Linked DNA regions of Homo sapiens: region 2 is linked to region 1. The links are chromatin loops, found by intact Hi-C in ENCODE. Cell type or tissue: heart right ventricle. All regions are shown on one strand.

Evidence for each region. Hi-C counts contacts between places; a loop is a spot of excess contacts. Peaks named below come from ENCODE experiments on the same cell type or tissue, not always from the same donor. Only the 100,000 strongest peaks of a DNase experiment are listed, where the experiment ranks them.
Region 2: it touches region 1 in a loop (3-fold over the local background); 5 of 110 quality-filtered maps call a loop at or near these places.

Annotation. Positions count from the first base shown.
Region 1 is chr12:70,718,605-70,721,104 of GRCh38, reverse strand. The region is part of intron 6 of PTPRR (protein tyrosine phosphatase receptor type R); the gene reads left to right. It overlaps LOC124902960 (a long non-coding RNA gene), which reads right to left and starts at 1,909. Exons shown (of 2, transcript XR_007063361.1): 1 at 1,282-1,909. In heart right ventricle, a CTCF peak has its summit at 1,097 (motif pointing right); a DNase peak (open chromatin) is centred at 1,134; H3K4me3 peaks cover 928 bases; H3K27ac peaks cover 2,166 bases.
Region 2 is chr12:70,645,010-70,647,509 of GRCh38, reverse strand. All of the region lies in intron 13 of PTPRR (protein tyrosine phosphatase receptor type R), which reads left to right. Among named protein-coding and RNA genes, the nearest start is that of PTPRB, 8.8 kb to the right of the region's middle. In heart right ventricle, no CTCF peak of the experiment used is centred here; a DNase peak (open chromatin) is centred at 1,509; H3K4me3 peaks cover 608 bases; H3K27ac peaks cover 2,500 bases.

The DNA of each region.
Region 1 (2,500 bases):
TGCCTGCAACACATTTCTTTTAGGGGAATATGGCACGAGTGTTTTTGTGGATTATCTGGTTTATATAAGATATGCATTTTAAATAACTAAACCTGTGTTGACATGCTTATACTAGAAAGCAGTGCTGTTAAGGAGCACCTCTATATAGGCAAACCCTATTCAGTGAAGAACCAAATCTGAGCTTTAATCTGAAACCAAATAGAAAAAGTTATTGGAGTCGAAGATGAGGGAGTGGGGTGAAATAAGATTATGTATCAAGCATATTCAAATATAGGATAATATCCTAGGGCCTAGTGGTAGTACCAATAAGAAAAATGTACCTGAGCCAGGTGTGGTGGCTCACGCCTGTAAGTCCTAGCAATTTGGGAGGCCAAGCCTGGGGGATCACTTGAGACCAGTTCAAGACCAGCCTGGGCAACATGGAGAAACCCTGTCTCTACTAAAAATACAAAAATTAGCCAGCTACTCTGGAGACTGAGGCAGGAGAATCGCTTGAACCCGGGAGTTGGAGGTTGCAGTGAGCTGAGGTCATGCAACTGCACTCCAGCCTGGGCGACAGAGCAAGACCCTGTCTCAAAAAAAAAAAAAAAAAAAATTACCAGGGTAACAGAGCAATACCTCTACATAGAGAGGAAAAAACTGGAAAAGACTTGGTAAGTCTATGCCTATACCTAACATTTGTGGAGCAGTTGCTATATGCCAGGTACTGTACAAGATGCATCACAGATATATAAAATCATTTCCTCCTCATATCCACCTCAGGTGGGTAAATTATATCATCTCAAATTTAATGATAAGGAAACGGAGACACAGGCATTCAAGCACATTTCCATGGTCGCAGAGTACATTACTGCAGAGATAGGATTCGAGCCCAGGTAATGTGCCCCCAGATCTCACGCTTGTTTCTATTTCCTGCTTCCCCTAATGACTAAGGCACCCGAGGATTTTTCTTTTTCCACCTTCTCCATATTCATAATTAGACTATATTAAATTTTTTCAGTGGAGGAATGGAAGCATTTTAAAATAAAATAATCTCTTCAGCCTAACACAGACCAATTCCACTTTGAGAAGAGCGATGGTTGCGCCTTGCACCCTCCAGGTGGCGCTTGTGCGCCACTTACAGACAGGAGAGGTTTCAGGGTCGTCGGCAGGGTGGGCTCTTGGTTTTGTTCAAAGGACATTTGAGCATTGTTTCTCTGTCCTCAACAATCCTACTTGAGACACTTGTTGCCATTGTAAGATTTAAAGGCAAATCAGATAAACAAAGAAAGGGCCACGTACCAATCCTAAAGCTGACGTGGAGCAGCCGAAGCCTCCCTTCGCAGAGGTCTGTTAATGGCATCCAGAGAAGACGCGCAGTCACTGTGGGTTCAGACTGCAGATGCTCTTAGCAGGGGTTTCCAGCTGGGCGCCCGTGGCCCTCTGGAAGGTTCTCATTTGGTATCCATCGGAAGGCCTTTTATCGCTTGTTAGTAATGATACAGATTTGTTGTAGAGGCAAGCAATTCTTTCAGTATTTAAGCCTTTGCAATTTTCATTATTTTTTTAAAAAAATGATTTTTTTTTTTGCCCTTTTGCTCCCCTTCCTAACAAAGGAAATTGTTAGGAACTATATTACTAATGTAATTTAGTCAAGGGGTTGTCAAGGAGTTCCATTAGGATTTGGATTGAAAAGGGATTTCTAGGATAAAGCACCGTTTTGCTGTAGATATGATCTTCTGGAAAGGATGGGGCCGGGCAGCCTCGTGAAGTTTGCATTCGTGAACTTTGGGTTCCCGTAATCCTACGGCATGCCTTATCGAGGACAGCCTAGGAGCGAATTGGCAGTAGGTTAGAAAGCATGATTAGAAGAGGGAAAGCTGAAATGGCCTTCATGTCGGCTGTTTTCCTCCACAGGATACTGGGTGATTCCTGTCCTAACCAGATACTGATTACTTAAAGCTTAGCCCGAGAGTTCTTGTCAAAAATGATTTCCGTAGCGTATTTTGACTTGCTGAGGTCTGAAGAACTTTGGGAATTTGTTAGGTGTGGATCTGAACTCCAGGAACCGGTCAGGAGTATTCAGTAAATGAACTCTATCCGTTTGAACAGAATGTCTTAAGCACCTCGTTTTTATCTCATTCACACTTCTCCGAATGTCCTCATCTGACATGGAGAATTATTGGTGGAAAATGTGCGTATTGATAATTCAGACATACGAAAGCAAAAAAGTCCAAAGGACTTATCTTCAAATTGTTTTACACAATATTTCAAGCATGTGCAAAATGGTATAAATATGTTTCAATCTGTAAATTTATGTATTCTTCTAGTATTTCCCCATTATAATTGAATCCTTGTTTTGTAAACATTTCACCTCATCTACAATATACACACTCAAAATATTTAAATTGTTGAAAACTATTTTTAGCATGAATACATTTTCTTCACATAAAATACAAAGGATTAATGTAACATCTAACTCTTTAAAACATTCCACCAAATATTCAACCCTGAATGGTAA
Region 2 (2,500 bases), 74 kb after region 1:
GAAGGTCATTTACACATTTAGCATGAGAGATGCAGTGTCTCAGTTTATTACTATAGATGATGTTTATATTTTAACATCAGACAGTGCTTCACATGCATATAGATATTACAGAAGTATGACTACAAATCAATTCGTGACTATCAGAAGACATCTAAGCAGGCAGGAAAGGAACATATTCCATTGCAGATTGACCTCAGATAACTTTTTCCTCATCGTTTTCCTTTTAATCCCATTGGCAACTGGACACTGGAAGAATTTTAAAACAGAACCTGGGAAGTGAAACATATAAAATAATATCTTATTCCAAGGCCTTTTTTTTCCTCTTTTTTTTCTTCCTGAGTAGCAGGAAATTATCTGTCAAATCCTTCTTTTTAAGAGTCAAGGATGGAATTTGTAGTTGCCTGTACATCCTTACCTTAGAGGGCTTAAACTGGAATGACATCCAAAGGCCTCACTTGTGGCTTCCCACACAGGATAAAAAGATGCTTCCAATGTGCATCATATCATTGTTTAAATGTTTTGATTAGTCACTTCAGTTCGATGATTTTCTTTTCTTTTTTTTTTTAACTACAGCCATCTCAGAAGAATATATATGCCATCAATTTCCAAGGCTAATATATGTCCCCAACATATTTTTTGTTTCCAAAACCTGGTTGAAATAATTTCAAAACTAAAGTTTCTGCTTGTTGGTCTAAGGTTTATCAACTGTAACCTTACATTTATCCATATTTCTCTGCATTCCCAAATAATCACAAAGATTCCTCTAATTAATGAACTTCAAAGATCTCATTTGAAGATCAGGAATTCAACATTTTGATTTGCTTATTTTAAGGACACTTGGAGATAAAGCCCTAGAAATTGGTGTGGATTTACTTGACATTATAATTCCTGAGATCACAACAAGAGGTCTACTTTGTAAAACATATTATGCTGACTGAATCTTCCAAGTGGCTGCCAGGACATTTTCCTTCTTCCTAGCTTGGAGTTAATTAGGTGTTAACTTGAGTGTTCAGAGGAAAACGGCTAATTTTCAGAGGAAAAAAAAATGGAACTCAAAATATGTTAGACTCATCAATTGAATTATCATTTGATATATGCTGATTTTTATGACCTACAAATACTTTAGAACACATCTATTTTGGAGAAGGTGTCTATGTTCAAAATACCTGGTCAGAATTGGCCAAATTTACATTTAAGTTCTCCCTCCTTGATATGACATCTGTGTAAAGCCATGGGAAATCCTCTGTCCAAGGGGCCAGACACACCTTACAGCTGACCCCGGCTAAGCACAGCAGACAGTAGCCTCACTTGACTCATGCCCAAGCTCTTGGAACTTTACCCAGGAGGCACATTAACGTCCACACCTTTTGTTCTAAATTTACTGTACCAAACTTTACCAAAAGAATTCCAGATTTGAAAATAATAAAAAGCAAAGGAGCATAAGTTTCATTGTTAGCCCAGAAGTGAGTCATCACTGCAGAATTTCTTCTGTCTACTGATTAGACCGGATACGGGCTGGGCGGTACGACAGGAAAGGCTGTTGCTCTCTGTATGTGTGAGTGAATAGTCACAAAAGGTCAAAATTTTAACATGTTAAAAGCCAAATCTCTCTCCTGGGCATCTGGAGAGGTTTTTTTCAAAACACCCTCCCAGTAGCAAAGGGAAAAAACTACATTTTTTTTTCCCTTTCTAACCTGAGTTTACCCCCAGCTGACACAGCTACGTGCTGTTCTGCACGGAGACTGAGACGACACTGATCTTTGTATTTGGCAGGGCTAATGTGATATGAGATTATCTGACATTTATAGGAGGGTAGTATATCTGAATCCTCTCTGGCCTGGCCAAACACAGCATTTCATAGTCTGTGGGCACAAAGAAATCCAAGCCACGTGGCTAACACCACTTTTGCAATAAAGGGAATGACTTTCTTCCACAGCATGGAATGGGGCATCATTAGGATGAACAAATAATTTATCATCCAAACCAAGGTACTTCTGAGAGTGAAAGGTGACCCAATTGATAATGACACCAGGACAACACCAATGAACCACAACTCTTCCAAACATGGTTACCCTAGGTGTCGTATTAACTAAGAATAAGAAAAATAATACACAGCATTTATTTAGTACTCACTGAAGGGCAGTTACTGTGCCAAGAGTTTTGTGGATTCTCTCATTTAAACCTTGTAAAACTTGAAGCCTTATTAGATAAATACCTAAATACCTTATTAGCCAGGCCAGTGGTTTTCAAACTTCTTTGTGAACAATGGAAAACTTTTTGCAGGCAGAATCTTCCACAGAACACCAACACAGAAAACCAATAAAAAACACAACTTCCCTGGTCAAAGCTGGGATTGGCATCTAGTCCTAATGACCCATCCTCCTCCTCTGCCCTGCCCAGGGTCCTCAGCCACCTTTGTAGAACCCTGGGCTTCTGGGGATTCTGTGAATAGCCTTCAGCCAGACATTGATATGCTCTGATTCATTTAATCCTCACAACC